Regions from separate parts of the Homo sapiens genome. Here region 2 is linked to region 1. Evidence: chromatin contacts called from ENCODE Hi-C or POLR2A ChIA-PET data. All regions are on one chromosome and are shown on one strand. The core of a region is the stretch at or near the end of the contact, and the rest is flanking DNA. Distances in the headings are between cores, read along the strand shown. Region 1 has its middle 13 kb from the start of LINC02836. Region 2 has its middle 39 kb from the start of PRDM1.

Evidence for each region. A loop is a pair of places that touch in the nucleus more often than their neighbours do. ChIA-PET counts read pairs that join two places held with the same protein, here RNA polymerase II (POLR2A). Pooled maps may share reads with other maps.
Region 2: a pooled map shows a loop between it and region 1 (4-fold over the local background). The contact joins two enhancer-like sites. A Hi-C loop is called at or near these places in 8 of 50 pooled maps. POLR2A ChIA-PET finds 5 or more read pairs at or near these places in 2 of 52 experiments (GM10248 and T-cell).

What each region holds. Positions count from the first base shown.
Region 1 is chr6:105,641,782-105,648,194 of GRCh38, forward strand. No RefSeq gene overlaps it. Among named protein-coding and RNA genes, the nearest start is that of LINC02836, 13 kb to the left of the region's middle. RefSeq lists enhancers at 2,223-2,462, 5,030-5,219. Within about 2 kb of position 4,715, at least 4 of the 41 ENCODE cell types and tissues checked have a DNase peak (open chromatin) inside an H3K27ac peak, as active enhancers do.
Region 2 is chr6:106,121,671-106,128,173 of GRCh38, forward strand. No RefSeq gene overlaps it. Among named protein-coding and RNA genes, the nearest start is that of PRDM1, 39 kb to the left of the region's middle. Within about 2 kb of position 4,546, at least 3 of the 41 ENCODE cell types and tissues checked have a DNase peak (open chromatin) inside an H3K27ac peak, as active enhancers do.

The sequences.
Region 1 (6,413 bases), core at 3,465-5,964:
GCATGCTGGGTTATATATACTGAGCTTTTAGATTACAGTTTAAGAATCACTTCACATTTGGTATCAGCTCATTTGGTAAGAATCACTTCACATTTGGTATCACCTATGTTGTATTTGGGTACCCCTGAGTCAGGCAAGTAAGTTCCTGTCCTTTTTTTTCCTGGTAGTACATCATCTCGTCTTTCAGTCCATACCTTTTCTCTCTCTCCCTCTGTCTCTCTCTCAGGCTTGATCTCATAAAAAATCATAAACTTCCAACATGCTTATGGTTAAAAAAAAATTCTAGAAAAGGATACACATGGTTCATCCAGATTTTTAGCACAACTCCTCCTCCAACAAACACTGAAAAATTAGAAAGCAATTTGAGAAAAATTGTTTTGAAAGGTATGTAGGTTTGACTTTTCGGTGTGGGCATACCCATATTTAAATTACAGGGTTATCCGTTGTGCTCAGAAATTACAATAAACAGGATACCTGACAAACAAGGATAGTGGAATCATAGAATTGCATCATTGTTCATTAGAAAAAACAAGTACCCTTATGATACTGTGACTGTACAGAATTACATTATCATCTATTCCACACACAAGCACAAATATGGAACAGAAGATCTAATGAGTCGAGATGTCATCTGAATTTCCATGTGTTACATTTACAGCTTAGAGTTGTAGCTTTATTGAATGGCGCCAAAACATTCTTACTTCATAATAGCATTAGTGACATTTCACTTGGATAATCCTATTTGTTTTCATTTATTTTAATGAGGTAGTTTGGGATGGTAACCTGCAGCAGAAAGCTTGGCAACAGGTGACAGCATGACTTGAAATGCCTATTGAACTGAAAGGTAGTTAAAAGCTAAATGAAATGCTTAGATGCACAGTGGTTTCCCAGCACCATATATTTTACTCTAAAAACAGTAAGGCTAAAGTGCCAATTGTAAGAACCTAAGACTTTATTACCTTTTAAAACTTTCCTGCGTGGATGAGTGGATAATAAGGACTAATTTGCTGCATTTTTGTGGCCTGTTTCCACATGTTTGCATTTCCCAATGACGCTTTCTTTATGGAAAAGAGTGCTGGGCACAACACATTTTTTTCCATGCAGCGATCATATGTCTATGATTCATTTAATCCTTCAATACAGATACACAGTCAGTAGTGATGCAGACGGCTAACAGACATGCATATTTGCCAAGCCTTAAGTGTCCCAGCTTACAAAAGGAGTTTCTAATGTTGAGAACTTCAATTATGTCACTTAAACCCATCAATCTTTTTCCCTTGCCTCATGCTACAAATCTTTCAGATCTATTATTTTCATAACATCTGATGCCTGGAGTGACAAGTGCCCTCTGACATTTTAGTTTTCCATGGAGACTTAGAATGAGAAAATGGCGCCTCATTAAGTCTTTCTTATCAATTAAAAAGGAAACACCTTTTCCTGTTCCATCTTATGCAACAGCTAACTCAGGTATTAAGTAAGCTGCCAACATCTTTCTAGAACCCAGAGTAAGAATTCATAATCGACCCTGGTCTTTTAGGCCCAGGGAATAAATAGGAACAAGAAATTCCCATCCAAAGAACACCATGTTGACTTTAGCTATATCTTGTAAGATCTAGTCAATGTCCATCTGAAAGCTGTGAGATTAAGGAAAGGACTCCTATTTTATCAATCCAGGTCCAGACAAGAGACAAATTACACCAATGGAGATAATTTAATATAAACAATATAAAGAAGTACTTACTAGGTACTGAATGATTGAATATGCAAAAAGAGAACAATAAGTTATCATGGAAATAGGACACATTTACCACTTGCAGGGCTGGGGAACAAAGGGATGAGATGGGAACCATCAAAATAGATCCCAATGAATGCTACACTCAGATGTCTGAGGAGAGGGCACTGCTCTGAAGTTGCTGGTGCTTCAGACCTTGGGTAGGGGGGTAGACTCAGATCTCCCAGGGAGGTGGCAGCTGGCTGGTGCTGGTGTACCTAAGTAGGGAGTAGACTCAGATCCCCCAGGGGAAGTGGCAGCTGGTGGCCTGTGCTGATGTACCTAATGCCAGTGTGGGGCCACAGGGTTGGCCCAAACTTCCAAAAAGGTGATACTGCCAGCTAAGACAGTGCATCTGAGGGGTGTACCATGAGACTGGTTCTGCAACTATTGGAAAAATTGTAAACTGGGCTGGGCATGATGGCTTATGCATATAATCCCAGCACTTTGGGAGGCTAAGGCAAGTGGATCACCTGAGCCCGGGAGTTCGACACCAGCCTGGGCAGCACAGTGAAAACCCATCTCTACAAAAAAATACAAAAATTAGCTGGGTATGGTGCACACCTGTGGTCCTAGCTACTTGGAAGGCTGACGTGGGAGGATCACCTGAGCTGTGATCACACCACTGCACTCCAGCCTGAGCGACAGAATGAGATCCTGTGTCAAGAAAAAAAAAATGCAAACTAGTATAAACAGCTGTTACTGAAGTAAAATGCCACTGTTTGGGTGAAGAAGTGTTGCTGGGTGACACTGAAAGAAATAGGAAGCAAAACTGGAGTCAGAGGTAGCAGAGAGGAAAATAAACTTTCTCCTTTCCCAGACTTGCAGTCTTTCTCTAGCATCCCCTGTTGGCAGAGCCTAACAGGGAATTATCAGCAACACAGAAATAAATGTGTATTGCAGAGGTCCAGCATCACACAGCAGAGTGTAGGAGGATGGGCTTGATGCCGCGAGACAATAGCTTAATGATGGGCCCAACCCACTGACATGTAAAAAATATATTCACCAAGCATGAGGGAAAACCAAAAATTCTAAGTGGTATTCTTGTAACTGATCTTGCACTTGACTTTCTACTTCCTTTCCATTCACCCCCACGTCAGCTCCTCTGGCTAAGAATATTTGCTGTTGAAACTTGAGCAAGATTTTTCTAACTTTGATGCACTTTTACATCAGAACCAATATGGAATCAAGCAGAGAATGTCTTTTGTAAAGGTTATCTAGATGATGCCTACTTCAGAGAGTTGTTTACTACTCTGAGAAAGGATTTTTTTTTTTAAAGACTACTCTTACTTAAGGAGGAAGAGCAAATTCTACCTGGGAAATGATTTACCACAGAGGTCTTATTCATGAGCAGAGGCAGTAGTAAAACTGCACTCATCACGCCTTGGTCTTGAGAAATTCCTGGTCGGGGGGTGCTTCCTGAGTATGGGACAGAATCCATAATGCTCATAGTAGCCCCTTTCAAAACCTTTAGGCTTCACTATGGGCCTTCTTGACGGTTCTGAGTTGATGTAGATAATGAGAAATTGAGGTAATGAAAAATGTCCATTTGTTTTTTCTTTTAAACTGTCGAACCCAATCCATTATTGACACAAGTTTTTCTCCTGAAGTGTATAGAGATCTATACTCTATAGACAAATAGAAAAGTAGAACACTAGTTGGATTTTGCTGTGGACATGGACTTTGGTTGCTGAAACAAGTATCTGTTTTATGTAAAGAATGTTCCATCAGCAGCCACTTTTTTTAAAAAGAGCACTTGGCAAATCTCTGGAAGCCGGCTTATGTAACTAACTGCCTCTTATGGTAGTATGTGAAGGCAGCACAGAACATATTGTTTCCCACTGTTTCTCTTTGAGAAATTAGTTTGGTGCCTGGCAAGAGGAGAGATGTGCAAGGGCAATATTCCTAGAAATAACTACCTGTGTACTTGCTGGAATTCCACACTGGATGGAGGCTCCTTTGTGAAAGGCAGGTGTTGATTTCTAGGCTGAGAGAGTACTAGCAGGGAGCTCCTCAAAGGAACTTGGAAAGAATTACTTAGGTCTCATTTCACACCCTGCATCTGATTTTTTAACTAAGTCCCTAAGAGAAAAGTGGCTACAGGTGTTGTAAACGACCCTTCCTTCAGTAAACTGATTGAAACTGAACACTGATCACAATTTCTTTGCATGAGAAAGATAACTGGGCATGGAAAATTTTGATCTGAGAATATCTGAAAATTACATAAATAACATTAACAAGTGTTAGAGTGACAGAAACAATGAGGCCAGATTTGTTCTAACTTGAAAATGTAAGGGCTATTTAATGTATTTTAGGATGGAGGGAGTGCTAAGGATCGTTTATTTTTAGCTCCCATAAAAACTCAATTTCCTTCATAGTGGAATCAGTCCAAATTGAAGATTTGCTCTTGCACAGACACTGGACTCTCCCCAAAATTTTCAGATTAGCAGTCATACCCCAAAGAATAAACCTGGGCTAAAGCTGCAGGTTCTAGCACTGAGACAGAGATCATCTGCATTCCTGTTACCTAGTCAAGTGTCCTGGATAAATCACAAAAACATCGAAGTCTTAGGTCACGTCACCAAGTCTCACGTTCCAAGAACTGTCAAGAGATTGCTTATGTAGCCACAGGCCAGACAGACAGGGGCTTTGTGAGACTATCCCTCAGGGGTGCTGGGGGTGTTTGCATTGTTAGCCTGGAAAAAGCTAGCCAGACCAACATAGTCACAGCAATTGAAAATCCTGAAGGCCCATCTATGACCAAATGTATTAATAAATAAAAAGACCTATAAGAAACCTTCCCACCAGCATTAACCACACCAAAAGCAAGTCAAACCCAGGCTTCTCATAACTGGTTCTTGTTCCAACACAAGAGTGAGAAGAGCATCTTGCTGCGGCCAACGGTTACTATAGCTCTCCTTTTGTAGAAAGCCACCGTCTTCGAAGAGCTTACTAGGTGTCTCCACTAAAGAACAAAAAACATGGGTAAGACTGGTTTCCTCTCAAGTTATGACTCAGCTTTGATCACCACACTTCCACTTGAGCCTATTAACGTTCAGTGGACAGAATGTCACTCTTTTTCAATCAGCTGCTACAGCAAACAATAGCCTTGCTGCATTTCAGTCATATAGAAAGCCACAGAATATTTCCTTTTGACTCTCTTCTCTCCACATCAGACCCACAGTCAGGCTCATGCTGAGGTCTATCTTCTCACAATCTACTAGAAAGTGGCCTGCCTCTACATGCTTACCCTGCTAAAATGAGAAGCAAGAAATAAACAACTTCATGTTAATTATAAATAGGAGGCACTGGATATTAAACCTGCCCATAGAATAATGGAGAAGGAAAGCATTGCGCTCCCTTTCTCCTTGAGTCGGGAGCCATATCCCTTGCCAGAACAGTGAACTCTCACTGGGTAGCAGGAGAGGCCACTATGATAAGGACCCAAGCAGAAGCCTGGGGGTGGGGTTCTCACGACCACTCACAGACCCCTGAACCTGGGGGGAGTAGCAGAGAACAGCCAAGAGCGACATGGACTGTCTTGCATTTTCCTCATCTCTTTATTCTAGAAAAAAAAAGAGGAAGGAAGAAAAAATGAAAGAAAAATGCTATAATTTTCTTTTCTCCATCTTTCTTGGAGATCAGAAAACAGTAGGTTCTGAAGATCTCCTCTGTGCTCATGGGCACGTGAAAAATTTCATGATGCTTACTTGGCTTTGAGATTTTATTACCATTATTATTGTTATTTTATATTAATATAAAAATAATAAAGATGTATTGAGCTCCTTCTATGTGCCCAACACTATAAGCATAATAAATACTTTATCTCTTAATCCCCACAGCTCCCTATGAATTAGATACTATTGATACTAATATTATCCCAAATTAAAAATTAGGAGCCTGAGGCATGAAAACGTGAACTCATTGGAGATCACACCACTCACAAATGGCAGAGCCAGGGTGCAGCCCTAGGTCCAGTGTCCCCAGAGCCCATTCTGCCATTCACTTCAGGTCATTCTCTTCCCATTTAGAACACTGAACTTTTTATATCCTCAACAGACATAAATGCTCAGCTTCAAGAGCCAAACAAAAATAATTGTTACAAATTCCACTGTTTGTTTTCCCAGGGGGTGCATCTTAGAGTTATTAAATGTAATCCTCTGTTCCCCTTACTCCAGTAGTTTCTTTACCCCTTTGGGAGTGTCCTACCATTCTTCCCCATTTCTTCACATTCCCTCCTCCCCCCACCCTTACCCAGGCTGTCTGAATTCTATTCCGCCTTAAAGATGTAACTCAACTTCCACCTCTCCCAAAAAGGGCTTCTTCAACTCCTGTCACCTCCATCTCTGAATTTTTATAGCATTTAATGTTAATGCTATTTACTTGGCATTTGTGTTTTTTGTGTTTTACTTTTTACTGTTAGTTCTATTTGAGAATAATTCATCTTGAGGCAGAATTCATTCTATCCCATTTTTTCATTGAGATGAAACCCTTGAAGGCAAGGAACAAGTGTTCAAACATGTTTATGTATTCACACACTCCACGCTCAGCATCTTGGACATAACAGACACTCAATAAATCACCTTTGAGAGCTAGGTTAGAAAGCCTATTGAAGCCTGTGATTTGAAACAGGCTGGGCTGG
Region 2 (6,503 bases), core at 3,296-5,795, 480 kb after region 1:
AGTCCCAGCTACTCAAGAGACGGAGGCAGGAGAATCACCTGAACCCCAGAGACAGAGGTTGCAATGAGCTGAGATCACACCACTGCACTCCAGCCTGGGTAACAGAGCATGACTCTGTCTCAAAAAAATATCATTCAACCAATCAATGAGAGTTTAGGAGTAGATTGTCTGTTCCTTGCAATAGAACTACAGTATCATTTTCAGGTACATCTTCAGAAACATGAGTTTCTGGATGAGATCACAAACCAAAAAAACTCTAAGTTTTTTTTTTTTTTAACATTGTATAAAACACTCTCTGCTGAGATGTCTTAGGCTTTGCATTCAACCATCCTAGCATCTCATGAGGATGCACAAAACCATTTCAGGCTAGCCATTATTTTATATCAAAAGAGTGCATTCCCAGAACCATAGCAATACTGGGGAGGCGGGTAAGGGGAGCATCAGTGTCATGAAATGGAACAAGCAAGATACTCTGGGGGATACTGGTGGGACAGGTGATCAAGAGACCTGAGTTTAATCCTGGTTTGGCTGCCTGGGTGACTTTAGCAAGACATGTAACCTCCCTGCGTGTTTCCACATCTGTTAAATGTAGCAGTTAACCCAAATGACCTCTTGAGTCCATTTCTACAAACCAAGGAATGTAAAGCTTATTGCTCATTTTAATAAAGCTGTATGAACATTAAAAATATTGTTGAAACATTTGGTGGTGGCTCTCTCTTCTAACCTCTGCCCAGCATGGTGTTTTGGTCGTGGTGGCGAAGGGAAACGGGAGTGTTGCCTTGTAGCTCTTGGCTCAGAACTTTGGGAGGTTTCAGTGACTCAGCACGAGGCCCTCTGCCCTGTGGGTCAGGCCTGCAGGTGCTCAGGTGGGCCTTGTTATGAGGGAACTGCCAGCACTTTGGCGTGAGGCAGGAACTTGAAATGTGGACCATTTCAACAGCCACTCAGATTCCAGGGCACTTGACTCAAGCTTAGGAGTGTCAACCTCCATCCCCTCATCAAACTGCCACCTTGGATAATTATGCTCCTCAAATTACTCTCTTATTTCAGTGCCGTGTGGCATCCACACTTCCCATTCCCTGCTGCTGTGGAGTTGGCTTGTTGTTTTCCAGCCCATAAACCTGATGACAAGGCTTTTACTGGTTAAGGAGTGGGTAGAAGGGTGAACTGGGATATTCTCTCTAGACTAAATGGGTCTGCTCCTGCAGGTCACTAAAGAGTAAAGAGAGAAAGAGAGAAAGAAAACAAGCAATCCAACGCTCTTCCCCTCCCCTTCCCCTTGAGGGCAAAGGAAATATACCACCTGTGAATACACTGGTGTCACCCTAGAGTCACTCTAAGTAAGGGTCTTAGAAATCTTGGAAAGGTTATAAAGATTAATAGAACACGTATGCATATGGGAAAAAAACTATTCTTGTTTTTAAGAAGTAATGCGTTGCGAAATTACAAAGCTGTATGATCTTTAAGTTATGAGATGTCGACATAATTGTTTTGAGATCAACCAATCAGACCACACATTTTGTAGTACCAGGTTATAATGAGTGTTCATTAAACATCATGATAACAACACCCTCCTTGTTTTTTAACAAAGGGCATTCTCTTCCTGTATCATTGGTGACAGCTGATGCAGGACAATTAAAGTCATCTACTCATTCTCCCTTTTTCCTGATTGATTCCAGAGCTGTTGTGTGGTCAGAGTGTTTTTTTCCCTTCTTCTCTTCCTTTTCCATTTTCATCTTCCTTTGAACTGCACTAGATCCCCTCATGGGAGGAACTGTCACCCTCCCGACCAGTGGAGGCCCTCTTGGTGATGCTTAACTTTTCCAGGTCACTGGGCCACTGTTTTGTGAACTGAAGTCAACACTTAATAAATGGCATTCCAATAGCTGGAGCCATCTGCCTGCCCCCCAAAGTGACCGATTTTTCCAGAGGACTGTTTACTCTCCTTGCTGGGCTAGCCAATGGAGTTATCTCTTCTAAGTGTGAATGTAAATGTCGGAAAAATATTCAACTTTTGGGAAGTATATTCTAAATATCTGCTTTTATTTTTATCAGTTTTATTTTATTTTATTGGTGTTTCCTTTGATTGTCTGGTTCTCTGATTTAGGCAATTCATTTAACCTTTGAAATACCATTTGCTTCTCCATACCACTGGCATGATTGAGGAGCTTTAATTCATTCACCCAATATTTTATGAAAGCCATACTATGTGCATAATACTGTGTTTTGTTTTTGAATGTCTGTGCCTGTTCTGTAAGCAGTTACAAACTAACTGAGAAGATAAACATTTACACAGGAAAATAAAACTCACACTGTCAGGTAGCACATGGTAAGACAATGTTGCGTGTACAAGGATATTCATTGCAGCATCGTTTGTTTAACAACATTTTGGAAAACATCTAAAGGTCCATTAACAGAAGAAGGGTTAAACAAATTATGATCGTCTATATAATTGAATACTACCCAGACATTAAAGGAGAATGAGGCAGATCTACATGTACTAAAATGGAAGAGCTCTCAAATACAGCTTTAAAAGAAAAAAGGAAGTGTGTAGCCGTGAGTACTGTGCTGCCATTAGTGAAAAGAAAAAAATAGGAATATAGACACAAAGTCTTACATATGCATGGAATATCTTGAACAGCTACATAACAACCTGCAGAACGTGGATGCCTCTAGGGAAGAGATGGCTGGAGTATGGGCTGGGAGAGAGATTTGCTTTACCTTGAATATTCTTTTGTATCTTTTGAATTTTGTACCAGGTACATATATTATCCAATTATTAAATAATATTTAAAATGTGTCCTAATCCTCTGGCCAGCTCAACATTGAGGGCTGGCAAACATTAAATGAGGGACAAGTAGAGAACTTTTTCACAGAGGTCTGAACCATGGAGTGGATTCTCTGCAAAAGGTTTTAAAATAGTTCTGTTGGAGGAAGGCGTGGGAGTTACTGCTCTGTCTCCTTCAAGTCAGTTCCAATCCAATGCTTCTGACATGGAGAGCGAGACACAAGGAGGGGTTTCAATAACCTAATACTACATGACATGGGGTTTTAGGTCACCATCTCAACATGTTTATTCAAAAGGGAGAGGATTTGGGAAACGCAGGAGAGAAAGCCGGAAGATTCCTCCTTCCCTGAGAACCTGTGTTGTCACACTCATGGGTGTTCTCTGTCACCTGGACACATGTGGCCAAGGAGGGGACTGAGCAGCCCTGGCTCCTGTCATAAGAAAGGTTCTAAGTTCTTCCTGGCACATTACCAGAGAGTCTGGACTTCATAGACTCGAAGAATCTCATAGGGAGGAGGGACCCTGGAGATTTTGCTCAACTTCCTCATCTTACAAGCAGGAGACTGGGGACAAGCGACCTGCCCATGGACACATCAAGCATCAGCTGCAAAGCTGGGACTACACCCTCGGTCTTTTAACTCTACATGCAGTGCTCTTTCTATATCACTGCCACATGGTCACAGTCCCCTTGGGTTTTCAGCAGAGGCAATGCTAAGGACATGACAGTTATTTTCCTCAAACCGATCGAACACTGTGAGAGCAAGTTCAACAACTCAGGCTTGGGGCTTTCCTGAGACCAGGCTGCTGAGACAGTTTTGGGGTGGGGGTGGAGAACTAGGAGGTTCTCTCTATTGCTCAAGAGAAGGTGGGTGATCATACAGACTTTCCAGCAAACAGCCAGGGCAGGCAGCCTTCGGGGCACCCAAACCTCCCCACCATGGGTCCAGTCCAAGCTAGATGCTTCAGCATTGACACTCCACACCAAAATGGATCTCATATCAATTTTTATCTGTGAGGGGTTGTATAAAACCTCCTACAATCTCAGATCTGGAAACCATATAATAGGAGTAAAGCAGTCAGAAAAATGGATAACTTTTGCCCTTTTTTATGTGGGAAAAAAAACACCTCAGTAATTGAATTAATTTTTAAAAATATAACAAAGGGCTGGGCACAGTGCCTCATGCTTATAATCCCAGCACTTTGGGAGGGTGAGGCAGGCGAATCACCTGAGATCAGGAGTTCAACGCCAGCCTGACCAACATGGCGAAACCCCATCTCTACTAAAAATCCAGAAATTAGCCGGGCATGGTGGTGTGCGCCCGTAGTCCCAGCTACTCGGGAGGTTGAGGCTTGAACTGGGGAGATGGAGGTTGCAGTGAGGTGAGGTTGTGCTACTGCACTCCCTTGGGCAACAGAGTGAGAGTCTGTCTAAAAAAAAAAAAAGAAATGTAACAAAGGCCAAAGGCCAAAGTCCCCCGAATTTTGTCACCCCCTTTCTCTTTTTGCTATGCACATGAGTCCCGCTGAGGTGTGTGATCAAGTGAGCCCTCTGAGGTGTGTGATCAAGTAGGTCTCTGGGCACCGAGCCCACTGGCTGCGCTGGCAGCCCCCTCACTTCTCCTGGGCATGGAGTCCCAGCACCTTCCTCACCTGAGTCTCATCTGTGTGTGCAGCTCCAACATGTTTTACTTTCTATTTACTAAAATAAACTTCCTCTTTCATGATGACTTTGGAAAATGGACTCTGGACCACTTGGAGTTCATAAAGACACGAATCAGGCTATCTTAGTCCTGACATGAATCACTTTCTCTCCCCACCCATTTCCACAGATGCGTGGGTAATTTGGTCTCACTGCATCCCTCCTGCTGTCTTCAGGAGGATTTCCGCCACCTCGGCAGCATGAGTCAAAATGGATCATCCTCCCCGCCTCACCGCTTAACGAACTGAGGTGTGTGTTGGAGCTGAATGTTTACAACACAAAACCACCAACCATCTTGTTTCTTCATGTTTTGATGGCCCAGAAGCTGAGCTGCAGGGAGAGGACCTCCCCATTCCTGCGTAGAAGACAGGGGTCTTCTTATGTCTTAACTTTTCTTGACTACTGTTTGGCTTTCAGTGAATGCTTCAAAAGTTCTACCCTGTGTCCAGCACCCCAGGTCTTGATGGATAAAAATTCTCAGCACCTAAGCTGATCTTCATTCCTCATTTCCAGCCACAGCTCAAGGGGTTTGCAGTCTGTCTTTGGAAATGACTCAACCAACAGTTGGGAGTGAAAAAAATTAATGATGCCACATCTTTAGGCTTTGTCCTTTCATTTACCAAGTCGGTATTTAATGAACAACATAAGATTGTACTTCCTTGCAGTGAGTTTGCATTTCATGAGACGATGAAACTAAAGAAAAAGTCAGCCAACCTCACTGCTCCCTCAAGAAGTCCTCATTTCTGAACCCAATTATTTCACTTCTTATTCCTCGGTAGGAATTCTCTATGTACATTCATGACATATCCCAGAAGGGGCAGTGGGGTCTCACTGCTGCTTAAGGCACCTTTGAAGTGCTTTCTTGTTTCTATTATCTTGACTATTTTCACTACCCTTTCCCTCTTTCTTTCTTTTTTCTGCATTTTTCTTGTCAGATGTTGGCAGATTATTGAGTTGCCATCAGTATTTAAGTCAGAGTTCTGTTTTAGGCAATGGTTATTTTACAAATAGACACAAGTAGCTTCAAAGTATCCCCACGGCTTCTTTCCTCCTTCTCCATGTTTACTATACTATTATTTAGTAAAATTGTTAGTCATAAATTATCATTATTTAGTTAAAAACAAAAAAGCATTTGGCCAGGCACGGTGGCTCACACGTGTAATCTCAGCATTTGGAGAGGCCGAGGCTGGCAGATCACTTGAGGTCAGGAGTTTGAGACCAGCCTGGGCAACATGGTGAAACCCTGTCTCTACTAGAAATACAAAAATTAGCCGGGTGTGGTGGCACATGCCTGTAATCTCAGCTACTCGGGAGGCTGAGGCAGGAGAATCGCTTGAACCTGGGAAGCAGAGGTTGCAGTGAGCTGAGATCACGCCACTGCATTCTAGCCTGGGGGACAGAGAGAGACTCTGTCTCAAAAGAAAAAAAGAAAGCATTTTAACATAATAAAAATATTTTTAGGTGTTTAATAAGAAAGAAATTATTATATAGTAAAATTGTCCATATTTACTATACTATTTCTTTTTTTCTCCTTTTCCTGAGGCAGAGAGAAAGGGTAGGGGGAGATTTACTCTTGTTCTGATCCGGAACCAATCTTTAGTTCCAGTTCATTCTTCTCCCTGCCTAAAAATAAGAGTTAATGCTTCCCAAATGCTTTACAAACACACTCATATAACACCCAGCAAACATATCTTGTCCTCCTTTCAACAAGGAGATGGTCTGGCTCTTAGTACTATGCTGTCCTGTCTCTCACCACCTCTACGCCATCTAATCACCTCTTGAGCAATTAAAACACAGGTGCACAACCTTAAACATATTTGAAATATTTAAAAATAATTCATCTATATAATTTGGATCCGTGGACATTAACTTCCTCAATAATGTGACGCTGGCCGTATGCCGTGGCTCACGCCTGTAATTCCAGCACTTTGGGAGGCTGAAGCGGGTGGATCACCTGAGGTCAGGAGTTAGAGACAAGCCTGGCCAACATGGTGAAACCCCGTCTCTACTAAAAAT